2 separate regions of the Homo sapiens genome follow, and region 1 is linked to region 2. A link is a contact called in ENCODE Hi-C or POLR2A ChIA-PET data. All regions are on one chromosome and are shown on one strand. The core of a region is the stretch at or near the end of the contact, and the rest is flanking DNA. Distances in the headings are between cores, read along the strand shown. Region 1 overlaps LEF1 (lymphoid enhancer binding factor 1). Region 2 holds the start of GAR1-DT (GAR1 divergent transcript).

Evidence for each region. A loop is a pair of places that touch in the nucleus more often than their neighbours do. ChIA-PET counts read pairs that join two places held with the same protein, here RNA polymerase II (POLR2A). Pooled maps may share reads with other maps.
Region 1: a pooled map shows a loop between it and region 2 (2.7-fold over the local background). The contact joins the enhancer-like site here to the promoter of GAR1-DT in region 2. A Hi-C loop is called at or near these places in 4 of 50 pooled maps. POLR2A ChIA-PET finds 5 or more read pairs at or near these places in 2 of 52 experiments (activated naive CD4-positive, alpha-beta T cell and common myeloid progenitor, CD34-positive).

The regions. Positions count from the first base shown.
Region 1 is chr4:108,114,117-108,120,608 of GRCh38, reverse strand. The region is part of intron 3 of LEF1 (lymphoid enhancer binding factor 1); the gene reads left to right. Among named protein-coding and RNA genes, the nearest start is that of LEF1-AS1, 50 kb to the left of the region's middle. RefSeq lists enhancers at 1,880-2,159, 2,727-3,236, 3,831-3,990 and a silencer at 3,571-3,640. Within about 2 kb of position 1,913, at least 5 of the 41 ENCODE cell types and tissues checked have a DNase peak (open chromatin) inside an H3K27ac peak, as active enhancers do.
Region 2 is chr4:109,813,015-109,820,139 of GRCh38, reverse strand. GAR1-DT (GAR1 divergent transcript) reads left to right here and starts at 4,758. Exons shown (of 2, transcript NR_186620.1): 1 at 4,758-5,309; 2 at 6,540-7,125. It overlaps GAR1 (GAR1 ribonucleoprotein), which reads right to left and starts at 4,378. Exons shown (of 7, transcript NM_018983.4): 1 at 4,336-4,378; 2 at 3,762-3,987; 3 at 2,050-2,204; 4 at 1,080-1,139. The coding sequence starts at 3,975. RefSeq lists enhancers at 3,633-3,702, 3,873-3,922, 4,273-4,322, 4,333-4,732, 4,903-5,002.

The sequences.
Region 1 (6,492 bases), core at 664-3,163, 1.7 Mb after region 2:
CAATGTAACAGAGTAGGAAAAGTTCACTGATGGTTTCAGATTCCACATTGCAGCTGACCTTTAAAAAATTACTGCTTTGTCCATTGTATCAAAGAAGAATATTCATAATTATCTTAAAAAGCTATTAAAATAATTCTTTCCTTTCCAGTTATATATCTGTGTGAGGCTAGAATTTCTACATATACTTCACAGCAAATTTTATGCAGAAGCAGACATGAAAATTTAGTTGTCTTCTATTAAGCCAGATGTTAAAGAGGTTTTCAAAAACATAAAATGGTGGCTGGACACAGTAGCTCATGCACATAATCCTAGTACTTTGGGAGGCTGAGGCAGGAGGACTGCTTGAGTCCAGGAGTTTGAGACCAGCCTGGGCAACAAAGCGAGACCCCATCTCTACAAAATATAAAGAATTATCTGGGGGTGGTGGCACATACCTGTAGTCCCAGCTTCTTGGGAGGTTGAGGCAGGAGGGTTCCTTGAGCCCAGGAGTTCAAGGCTACATTGAGCCGTGATCACACCACTGCACTCCAGCCTGGGTGTCAGAGTGAGACCCTTCTTTTAAATATATACATACATACACACACACACACACACACACACACACACACACACACATATATAAAATATACACATATAATGGTACAACTTCCTATAAAAATATTTATGTTCACATGTAACAATTTAAACAGATTGTTTTTTAAGCAAATTAATAAATATTTTTTAATTTTCTCAGTTTCAGTTTCCAATATGATAAATATTGATAGATATAATCCATATAAACAAAAGCTCCCTGGGTGTCCTCAGTAATTTTCAAGATTATAAATGGATGCTGAAACCAAAAGTTGGAGAACCACCAGTTTACTAAGTCAAACTTTTAGGCCGCCTTATAGGAAAGACTTGAGGCTACCAAATGCACAGGTACATATGTGTTTCTTTTTGTAATGAAGGCTATCGTGATGGGGCAGATCATTCAACATACTCCCAAACAGGCCACATCCTGAAACTGGCAAAGACCTTCACACCTTTTATTGAGGGTTTTTTATTTTAATCTTTTGCCTTACAGTGGGACTTCCTGAAAAGTGTGGTGATTCTCAGTATTTCATTTTGTACATTACCATAATACTCTTACATGACATTTTGAGCATCATAAATCTGAACTCTATTATTAGGTTCAATATGTAATATGGACTCAGAAATTTCTTGAATGAAAATTTATGATGAGAATTAGTCATATCCCTAGGGTTTAGTCAGTGAAAACAAAACCTCAGTGTGTGCATTTAAAGGTGATCAGGAATAGAAATTATCTATTCTAAATGAAAGGAAAAAAGATAGAAAATTTCCCCATTTTAACAGAAAACAAAGACAAATGATTTAGAACCCAAGGACTGACTTTTCTCCTCAATATGTGATTTTCCATCACCTGATGTTGAACTTTTATCTCGTATGTGGGAGTTAGCTTTCAGTTCTACACTTATAATCTGTATAGCTGACCTGCTTGAAAGGCAAAGAAATTGAAAAAAAATGTTTTTTAAAAAATCTTATTTTCATGTGTTTTTCTTTGGTGTAAGTTGCTTGACTGTATTTCATCACAAATCATGTACTGTGCGGTATAGTTCCCTCACAAGGATGCATGATGTTGAATATACACAAAAAAATCTTTGTTTGAAAAAAAAATAGTTAGAAAGTTGGTGCTTTAACCAAAAAGAAGCTCAAGAATAGATTAGACCGTAACAACAAATTATGTAAAACAAAACCCAGAAAACAGGTCTGGTGGACGTTGTGTGTTATACTGTCTCATTAAAGAAAATGAGTCAAGATTGATCTAATTAACCACACAGGTTCAGTACATTTTACCTACTCGAGCAGGCTGCAGTGGCCATCTCCTGCCACAGCTGTTTGTTTAAATTGTTCACATGAGTCATACTGAGAAAGAGCCTTTAAAAAAAATAGGTAAACAAACTATTTGAAATCTCTGTCTTCTACCTGACAATCATCTAAGAGAAGCATTGTAATTATGTACTTGGGAGAGTCCCTGGCCTAAGGCCTTTCTAAACCTGAGGTGGCCTTACATAGATATTTAGAAGTAATGTCTTTTCACATGTCATTCATTGGGTGTATAGTGTTTTATGCAGTCTTTTACCTTCATGTTAGTTTAACTATAGCATGACAATTCACAGTTCGCATTAAGCCTAAGTTTCGCACTCAAAATCATTTTTGTATAAAATGTATGGAACTTGACTGTTGACAAATCGATCTGTTGAGTATTTTTATGTCACTGTTTAGCAAATGCAGAAATGTAGATTTGTGAAAAGATGACTAGAGATGAAAGCATGAATTCTTTGCCACCTTCCAAGTTAGCAGTAAGTATTAATAAGCTCATCTTTTAGAAAACAATGCAATGGAAATAAAAATAATTATTTGTTCTTGTGGTATGCTTAAAAGGATCATGGACTTTGGTGAAAGATCTGGATTTGACTCCTACCTCTACTACTTGTTAGCTGTGGGATCTTATGCAACTCATTTAGTCTAAGCCTCGTCACTCCCCACTCCCTACTCCCTAAAATGGAAATAATGATAGCAATCTCACAGAGTAGTCATTGGGACTGAACATTTATTTAGCATAGTACTTGGCTCATAATGACTGCCCCAAATGCTAGTAATAGTAATTGTGGCTGTTATCACTGCTAATATTAAGTTATATTTCACAAGTGCTAATTAAGTCCTGTTATCTTCCTGAGCCTTGGTTTTCTTATCTCTAAAATGGGGACTTGGGAGGTGATCTCTAAGATTCTTCCAGTCAGACCTTTCCAGTCACCCTGCAGAGGCTGGCGAGCTGCCCATTGCTGGGACCCTTCACGCCCACCCTGATCCCCTCCCTGCTCTTCCTCCCCCTCCCCGCAAAGCTTCTCTCTGGCCAGTTCTGCTCAGCAGGAGGTCGTTTGATCAAAGCCCTGGGAAAGGTCAGACATTCCTGGAGTGGTGACACTCAGCCGGCTGCAAGAGCTGCCCTTACAGAACCTTGTACTGCAGAAGCTGTAGCTCAAATGGAGAGGCTTTTCTAGGAGCCATTTTCTGAGCACTGTGGCGTAGCCCAGCTGGGAAGAAAGTTACTGAAGAACACCTGTTTGGGGGTGGCTGTCAAAAGCTTTGTTATGCTTTCATTTTCTTTTGGGATGTGCAAATGGTGGGAATAGAAAGGTGGAGGTTGAATCTTGTCATAAAGATGCTAACAAGTGGTAAATTACACTATAGTTAAACCGTGCAACCATTAAAAATTCTGTTAAAATATTTAATCACGGTAAAATATTTACAACATGTCGAGTAAATTAGATTATAAAATAATATCAGGGTTTTTTTTAAAAAATGTTTATATGTGAAGGTATAATGGAGAAAAATTAGGAAGAAATTTATCTCTAAGTTTTTTTCTGGGTGGCAGTATTAGGTAATTTTTGTTTAGATTTTCTAAATGTTTTACATGGGTTGATTCTAATGAGGAGAAACAAAAGAAATAAAATCAAAGAAAGAACCTTAATTGCTTATCAGATGAAAAGGCTAACCTCTTCACAGAAAAGAGGATGTGTGAATGTGAATTGTGTACAGTGATGTCTCACAGTGAGGGCACTCTGTGTCACACGTTGCCACCTTTGGCATCTTGTGGGCTTGAAGCTATAGAATGTGACCAGTCTCTTTACTTGTGGGCACTTACACAGTGCTTATGATGTGCCCAGCACTGTTCTTGGCACTCTAATACTAACTTATTGAATCCTCTCCACAACTTGCTGAAGCAGATCCTATTATCCTTACCTTACAGGAAACTGAGAGACAGGGATGTGAAAACACACAGGGCACACAGCCAGTGAGAAGCAAAGCCAAGATTCACACCCAGGTTCACCAGGCCCCAGAATCCAGGCTCCCACCACATACTGTTCCACTTTGCCCTGAAGTAAGACTCTTGACAGCCCTCAGGGCAAACAGCTCTCAAGTTGGATTTTATGTGTGTGGCCATCATGAGGGTTAATTGGGGTGTACTGTACTCTAGTGTGGTTCAGAAGTGGACTCGGAGGGCTCTTTGGTCCCTTCTTTTTGTTTGAGACAGTCTTGCTCTGTTGCCTAGGTTGGGGTACAGTGGTGCAATCACAGCTTGCTGCAGCCTCTACCTCCTGGGCGCAAGCAGTCCTCCCACCCCAGCCTGTCAAGTAGCTGGGACCACAGGCATGTGCCACCACGCCCAGCTAACTTTTCTATTTTTTTGTAGAGATGGAGTTTCACCGTGTTGCCCAGGCTGGTCTTGAACTCCTGGGTTCAAGCAGTCCTCTCACCTCGGCCTCCCAAAGTGCTGGGATTACAGGTGTGAGCCACTGTGCCTGGCCTGCACCCTTTTTTCTTGCTTACTGTTTCTCTTTCCTGTCAGCTGAGTCCAGCTCATGTCCCCCTGCCCTTTTCACTGTTTGAGTTCCAAGCCAACTCCCACACAGCTACCTTGATCAGATTTGACTCTCTTATTTTACCTCAGAGTCAAAATCTTGCCTGGGCGGGAGCACAGCAGTGAGCCTATAGCTTAACTTGGAATTGAAACCACCATTTATTTTCCTTCTGTCATTGTCAGGGACCTCAATTGTCTCTACAAAAATAGCTTTCCATAACTGCTCCTCAGTAGAGGGAAGAAAGCAGTAAAGAGGAAGGGGCACTGCAGCCTTCAGACCGCAGGCCTGCCTTACAGCCGTGTGTGTGTGTGTGTGTGTGTGTGTGTGTGTGTGTGTGTATGTGTTACATTATAGGCAGACCTTTTAACCTCTCTGGGCCTCAGTTTCCTTATTGGTAAAATGCAAGGATTGAAGTAAATGAATTTCAAGGTCTCACTGCTCTGATGTTTTGAAAAGCTTCAGTGTATCTTTCAACATTTTCCATTACAGATTCTTTTTTCTCATGCTGTAAATGCCAGAAGCAGAGAGAGGTTAGTCTTATCTATTTCTACAGCAGCAGCTACACAACTATCTTATTCTTTCTCTCTTTAACCTCTTCCAGTCTGATTAGGACTCAGCTTCATCCTACTGTTTTGATAGCAATTATCTATTCTGTGGCATCAGCTACTATTTATTTTTGAGATAGAGCTCAGAGTTACCAATTCTTGGGTTATTAGCACACTTGTATTTAGCAAGACCAATAATGTGAACCATCTTAAAATTAACACTTAAAAAGAAATTTTCTCAAGGTTACATAGCAGAAGAATGACATGGACTCACCATAGCCACTGAGAGAGCGGGTAGCTTCCCAGTATTAAACCGAATTATATCTGAGTAACTTCTCTTGATCAAGTCTCACCACTGTTTCTACTTACTACTACTGTTCTTGCCCTCATATTCATTCAGTTGTGTCTATTGATCTCTGATCTATTTGGATAGCTCATTTCCAATATATAAATTTGGATACTTGCATTGTCAGTAGATACTTTTTGTCCCTAACAGATAGTATAGGTGTGCGCATGGAATTATATGTGGACATAGATCTTTATTTGAAGCCTTACAACCTAAAATGGATTATAAATTGCTTCTTTAAATTTAGCCTCCTGGATTTAGGTTGTCCACAGCAGGCCAGTGGGAGCACAATTCGGATGCTCGTCTCCTCCTGTCCCATCCCATCCCATTCCGTTCCTTTTAGGCAGCAGCTCCCTGCCCTCCTCGAGCCCCATAAGTGCTGCTCGGGATAATTCCATCCTGGGCAAATGCAGGGCAGTGGTCTCTGGAGTTTCTGTTCACAGAGGAAGCCGGCTGTTCCATTTATAACAAGGAAGGGTAGTTCTCTCAGACATTGCACATACACTTCAACGTGATGTAACCTGATAGCCCCTGACGGAAGTCCTAAGGCTCTCTCTTTAAACCCTTTTCCAGAAGGCAAGGTGTTTTCCTTGCTCTTTGGCTGCTGCTCACAGTATTTTCGTGTTATCTCCTCAGACATTAAGTCCCATATCTTTAGCTCGCAGAGTTTGTCTGCTCATATGCACCACACTTAAACGTCCACATCTAGAAAACACTCTTGTTTTCACATCACTTGGGGCTGTTTCCCCAAACTGCTTACCTTTTCACCATGGCTTTGCTGTTTTCCTCATTTTGACCTTTTCTTGTTAACATAAGATGCTTGTGTGTTGTTTCTGCAATAACCACTTTCTGGAAGGGCCTAGTTGACATTTCTTATCCTGCTGTTTTGACTGTGATGATGATGATCATTATCATCATATATATGATTCTTTGCATACAAAGTGCTTTTACAAACCCTTTATCGTTTAGGCCAAGCTTGGTCCTCCTCCCTGGCTTCTTGTTACAGATTCCTTTACTTGACTCTGATAATACTTTTTAAATTAGTTTGCTTACCAAGTGGGTTAACAATAAAGAAGAGAGAAAATCTCTGAAGGACACTTTTCCTTTATGTTTGTTTGCCTAAATGCTAAATAACTGGCCTATTACAGTCACAGAGTATGACTGTAACTACTGACTT
Region 2 (7,125 bases), core at 3,509-6,008:
CCGAGTCCAAAATACCATCTCTTTTAGAACTACTATTATAGCCTCCTATCTGGCCCCTCTCACACAATATTGACCGCTTCCCAAGGTGCCTTTTTATCTTCCCAGTATTCTTTTGAAGCATTCATTTAACTGTGTTATCCCATTATTCAAAAATAAAACACAATTGAAACTAAGGTCTAAACTCTTTCCTGTCACCTGAAGGCTTAAGTTAATCAAGCCCCCTCCTACCTCTCTGGTCTTAATTCACAACTTTCCCCACCTCTCCTAAATGTTTCATTCCTAACCTATATGTCTGCCTTTTTGTATCCTTTCAGTTGCCTGCTCTCAGAGACTGCACATACTGTTTTCTCTACTTGGAATGCACTTTCCTCTTCCTCTTTGACTAGCTCAGCAGCTCTCAAGTGTTTGACTAACTACATCAAAATTATCCAAGTGCTTTTCCTTTTTAAAATTGAATCCTGGACGCTACTTAAGAGCTCCTAGGTCAAATTTCCAGAAGTGGAAACTAGAGATACATCTTCTTAAAAGCTCCCCAAGATAACTCTGACATGCAACCAGGTGTGGAAATCACTGTTAGTCAACAATCAGGCCTCAGCTTCAAGCTCACTTTTTCAGGAAACACTACAGACTTAAAAAGCTGGTGGCACTACAAAGCTTCTCATGGCAACCTGTATTTTTCCTTCATAGCATATATCATGTTATTGAAGTTCTTGTGAAATCACTTAGTACCTACCGCCTCTCAAATAACGTAAGTTTTACAAATTAAGATTCTACCTAGAATGTTTGGTCATGAAAGCTTTTCAATAAGAGAGTTTTACATAAACAAAAAACTCTTACTCTAGCAGTTTACAGATTTTGGTAATATGAGCAAAAGTTGTAATTTTTACTTTCTAAAGGCTGTATCAAATAAATCACTTTTAAAGATTAGTGTGTTCAATATTTATAGCATGGAACATTTCAATTTAAGAGCTTTACTAGTGATATGTTGGGAAAGTCTCAAGTGCTCCAAGTAGGACTTTCCTAAGATAGGTCGTTCCCTTATAAAACCAAGGATCCCAAGTATCATAAGTTTGACTCACCTTCTGTAGTTTTTTAAAGGATGAAGCCTTCATGTTTTCTGACAACTTAACTGAAAAATACTATTATTTTCATTAAGGAACAAATGAGCAATTAAGATGAAAGATGATATCAAATGTTCTGAATTCATGTATAATTTCAAAAACAAGGTTAGAATGTATGGATATATATAGGAAAGATAAGAAATGAATTTCCAGGGGCTGGGCGTGGTGGCTCACACCTGCAAACCCAGCACTTCGGGGGGCCAAGGCGGATGGATCACTTGAGGCCAGGAGTTTGAGACCATCCTGGCCAACATGGTGAAACCCCACCTCCACCAAAAATACAAAAATCAGCCGGGCATGGTGGCGCTCACCTGTAATCTCAGCTACTTGAAAGGCTGAGGCACGAGAATTGCTCGAACCCAGGAGGCGGAGGTTGTAGTGAGATGAGATCGTGCCACTGCACTCCACCCTGGGCAACAGAGTGAGTCTCTGTCAAAAAAAAAAAAAAAAAGGAAAAAAGAAAGGAAGGAAGGGAGGAAGGGAGGGAGGGAAGAAGGCAGGGAAAGAGCAAGAGAGAGAAAGAAAGAGAGAGAGAAAGAGAGAGAAAGAAAGAAAGAGAGAAAGAGAAAAAGAGAGAGAGAGAAAGGAAGGAAGGAGTTTCCAGAGTAGTGGGGGCACCAAACAACTTCTAATTCTACATTTCCAGTGGCACCACTACATCCAAATCAGCCAACTTAATCCTGTAGTACTTATCCAAATGGCCATCATTAATAGAATTTTCCAAAAAAAAAGTCACCGTTCTAGGGTCTGTCATTTTAATATCTATGGATGAATACATTCTCCCCTTGATTCTCCTTCATGGTCCAATCTGTAGCAATCCTGTCTAATTTAATGAAGCAACAACTTTAATTTATACTTAACTGCCTCCTCAGAAAAATGCAAATAGCAACCTTTGAATATTATCAGGCCTTCCAATGAAAAAGGATACAAAATCTCTGAGTTGTCCAAATATTTCATCCACTTTTCCAATTTGTTCTTTGTTTTCTAAGTAAACAGGAGCATTGAAATAAGGCACCTTATTTTCATCTGTGGTACATTTACAAACTATGTCATCTTCACAGGGATGCAGGAACTCTCCTAATACTGAAACAGGACAAGAAAATGTTAAAACATAGAACTATTTCAAACGATACTGACCAACTGCTTCTGGAAGCTTTCTTTTTGGCTACCTGGGACTTCACCATAACTGCTCTCCTCTGAGGCAGAAGACCACAGTCTTAGGACTTCCTGGGCTGGTATACCAACTCCACAACACACTAGCTATTTGACCTAGGAGAAGTTACCCACCCTCTCTCTAATTCAGTGTCTCATTTTTAGTATGCACTAATAACATATAATGTATAGCTATACCTAATATACAGTAATGTAAGCACTCAATGGAATAACAAATGTCAAGTGCTTAGAACAGTGCCTGGCACACTGACACCATTCAACCTGTAACAGTTATGTTATTACAACTTATTATCTGATTCAAAACTCTGCTTCATTCTCTTGGTTCTCCCTTTTCTTCAATGCCTAACAGAATCAGCCTTCATTCTTTTTTTTTTTCTCTTGCCTTAGAACTTTTCCATTCCCACTACCACCTCTTTAACAATGATTCATTGTTTTCAAGGACATCTGGAATCTCAAAATAACTACCTTTATTTCTAACTAGACTGTCACCCCAAACTAAAATACCACATTCCTGCAAAACCAAGTCTTCATTCCTATCACCCAAGCTCAAAACCTGGAACCCTTTATTATCAGCATTAGCTAAGTTCTACCGATTTTGTTTCCTTTGAAATCTCTCTCCTATCTAACCCTTCCTTTTTTTTCCTCACTGTCACCATCCTGATTCAGGCTCTCAAGGTCTCATGTATGGACTGGTACAACAGCTTGTGGGCTGGGACCTTTTATTCTAGAAACTGCTCCTTTCAAACCATCCTGCATACTCATCCAAGCCATTCTTAGTTAGACACTACTCACCCTCTCTCCTCTTTAATGTAGTAAGTTTCACTTTCTGTGACTTCCATTCCCATCTCATTGTTAATTACTCTAAAACTACCCTAAATAGGTGTTTTTCTAGATTTCCTCTCTGGCAGTTTCCCTCTCAAGCAAATTGTTTTCTCACTTATCTACTTTTGAGTAGTAACAGAAAGCATGGGCTTTGGAGTCAGAATACTTGGCTTTGTATTTCTTTCTTTTCTGTACAGACAGGGTCTCCTGCTTTATTATCCAGGCTGGTCTCTAACTCCCGGCTTCAAAAGATCCTCCCGTCTTAGCTTCCCAAAGTGTTGGGATTACAGGCGTGAGCCACCGCACCCAGCCTGTATTTCAGCTATATCACTAATTGATCACTTATCACTAACCTTATGACCCCAGCAAAAAAACTTAACTCTAAATCATAGTTTTCTCATCTGTAAAATCGGGGAATTAGGCATAAGTACTCACGATTACCTATTTAATATCTTCCTGTCAACCCTCAAGTTCCACCTCCAAGATGCATTCTAAGTATCCCTCAGCTTTCTTGATCTCCCCACTCCACCCTTACATGCTACATTCTCCACACAGGCTTGTGTATCCCAAACTTGCTGCCTAACAACACAAACCCCCAACCCACACCTACTCCTTCAAATAAGCTAAATACTGAAGACTGCATACAGACTACACGTTCTGGAGGTCCTTGGTCTTGGCCTTTGTTAAAGCCTCCGCGGCCACCCCCTCGTCCAAATCCTCCCCTGCCGCCGCCTCTGAAATTGCCGCCGCCTCCACCGCCGCCTCCACCTCGGAAGTGGTTGCTGCTGCCACCTCGGTTGAAGCCGCCACCTCCACCACCTCGATTAAAGCCTCCACGACCTCCGCCTCGAAAAGACATTCTCTCTCCTCCCTGATGAAAAAAAAACGACCTATGTCTTCTGATCACTGTAGCCTCTGAGTATACTCCAACCCCTCGGAGCTGCGGTGAGAACACCATAAAGGAGACAAAAGCAGCCCTGTCACCTCACCCACGGTCAGACAGCCAGTGACCACCAACCTGATGGGTGAAGAGTTTACTTCTCCATGGTCTCGTGAGCGCCGACCGACCACACACCACCCTTGCCGCCCCATGATTAGTATCTCCTCCCCCTACAGACAGCAAGGTCTTCGCACCGCATCCCCTTCCTTCCTCCCTCCCTCCGGCAGTTGGGTTCCACGTCCAGCATTTTCAAATCCTCCGGCTTCTACGGCCACTCACCGGCGCCACGTGCCCCTCTGGCCCTGGCCTTGCGCACACACCCACCCGCGGGGTACTTCCGCCGCGCTGGAACCTCCTCGGTTACCGTACCGCCACAGAGTTTTTTAAAGACCAGAAACTTGAATAACTGGTTTGCCAAAAAAAAAAGCCAATCACCCGCGGAACAAGCAACACTGGTTCCAAAACAGCCTTTAGCGCTGGAAAAGTGGCAATAATAGATAACCTTAACCACTAATTTACAACAGAGAGGCCAACTTGCCTGACGCTGAGCCGTGGAAGTGACGTATAACAGCGGCGTCCTTTGCAGCACGACGTCCCGGAAGTGCTGCGGCAATGTTGCTCTTGGAGATAGCTGGCGTTAGGGATCCGCCTTCTCTCCCAGAGGCGGGGCAGGTTTCTGTTTGGTTGCCGCCCTAACGGCCAGAACTAAAGCACCTTGCAAGGAATGAAGTTGGTTCTTGAAGTCCGTGCTGACTGGCTGGGCGCATTTGCGCATTTGCTTCTCTGGCTGCAAAATGGCCCGCAACAGCACTCACTAATTTGTTGCTAACTTCAGGAACTGTGCGGACAGGTCTCTGAGGCTTCTGAGCCGCGCTATGTCCAGTAGATCTGGGCGCCTCAGAACCTGTCACAGCCGACGGAAGCGTTTATCTGAGTTTCTTGTTTCTTCCCAACCTTTTGATTTTCGCACCATTACGCGCTCAACTATGCCTCTTCTTTTGTCCTATGGTCTCAACTAATTAAAGGAAGAAAAGCAATGCATGTGTGTGTGTAATTTTAAAGAAACTATGCTGTCTTATAGAAAACCAAACCATCATTTTTATCTTTTGTACCAGGTATTCAAGTATGTTTTGAGCACCGACGGGCTGTGAACTGGACTGTGCTGAAAGCTCCTCTCCCTCTTCTCTCTTTAAGCCCTTTATATTTGACATCAGCTTCCCCCACATTCTCCAAAGCTTCTCTCACAAATAAAGGTAATGACTTCCCATTTATTAAATTTGGTTGGAGTCTTTTACACCCAAACCCTCTGAGACCTTACCTTGATATTTGATCTCGTGTTTAGAAGAGGGTGGAACTTGGTACCTATCTAATTCAGAGGGTTATTGTAAATGGGATTTTAAAATACCTTTGTAGGCGGGGCGTGGTGGCTCACGCCTGTAATCCCAGCACTTTGGGAGGCCAAGGCAGATGGATCACTTGAGATCAGGAGTTCGAGACCAGCCTGGCCAATACGGTGAAACCCCTTCTCTACTAAAAATACAAAAATCAGCCGGGCATGGTGGCACACGCCTGTAATCGCAGCTACTCGGGAGGCTGAGGCAGGAGAATCGCTTGAACCCGGGAGGCGGAGGTTGCCGTGAGCCGAGATCACGCCACTGCACTCCAGCCTGGACGACAGAGCAAGGCTTGGTCTCAAAACAAACAAAAAACAAAATAAGTGAGAGAGGAAACTTTACTTGTTCTTTTTCTTTTAGTTTAGTAAATGCTGCAATTTGATTTTAACGAATGTTGGTCTTTTTATGGGCCTATATAAGTGTATTATTTTTGAAACAAAAAATGAAAATTACCTATTTAGTATGAAACCTTTGCTTATCTTTTGCTGTGTATTTGCTCAATTCTGAATTGAACTTGAGATTGTCACACACAGATTGCATTTTCAACTGAAATGAGATGATTTTTGTCTTTACTCTTAAAACTTAGTGAGAAAAAGCTTGCTTGAACAAGAAGTTTTAAAGTATGTCAAAATGTTTATTACTTTCTTAAAAATGTCAAGCTGCTCTTCTTTCTCAGAAATCCAAAACTTGTAGAAGCACAGATCAGGCCAGGTGCTGTGGCTGACGCCTGTAATCCCAGCATTTTGGGAGGCTGAGGCAGGCAGATCACCTGTGGTCAGGAGTTCAAGACCAGCCTGGCCAACATGGTGAAACCCTGTCTCTACTAAAAATACAAAACTTAGCCGGGCGTGGTGGCGGGCGCCTGTAATCCTAGCTATTTGGGAGGCTGAGGCAGGAGAATCGCTTGAACCCGGGAGGCGGAGATTGCAGTGAGCCAAGATTGCGCCACTGCATTCCAGCCTGGGCAACAGAGCAAGACTCCGTCTCAAAAAAAAAAAAAAAAAAAAAAAGAAGGAGAAACACAAATAAGTACATTTCATCTTATATCTACAGTCATACATTCACAAAGTTCTTCCTCTTTTCTCAAAGCCAGGTGCTCAGGCTGAGAAGATTCAAGGAAAGGGTTCCTCACGTAGTTATACAGTTGTGTTCCAGGGGAAGGAAAATATTGTTCGGTTTTGTTCTGCAATTCCCCACGGTGGTTTTCGGTAAGACTTGAGACTTCCTTATTCTAAAGTCCAAGCAGCAGTGGAAACATTTCAAGATCCCTTTTTGCAATATAACTTTTCCAAAGATTCAATATTTATTTAAACCCAAAAATCTTGTCACTCGAAGTAAAACGATTTTCTCCAGGGCCTGAAGATCCTTGTTCAACTAGTTCATGTGATGAAAATGTCTGTTAAGTAGGTGATATGGTTTGGATGTTTGTTCCCTCCAAATCTCATGCTGAAATTTGATTCCCAGTGTCGTAGATGGGACCTCGTGGGAGGTGATTGGATCATGGGGGCAGAATTCTCATGAATGGCTTAGCACCATCCCCTTGGTGATAAGTGAGTTTTCACTCAGTTCACTTGAGATGTGGTTGTTTTAAGAGTCTGTGACCTCTTCTATTTCTCTCTTGCTCCCACTCTTGCCATGTGACATGCTGGCTCCCCATCACCTTCCGCCATGATTG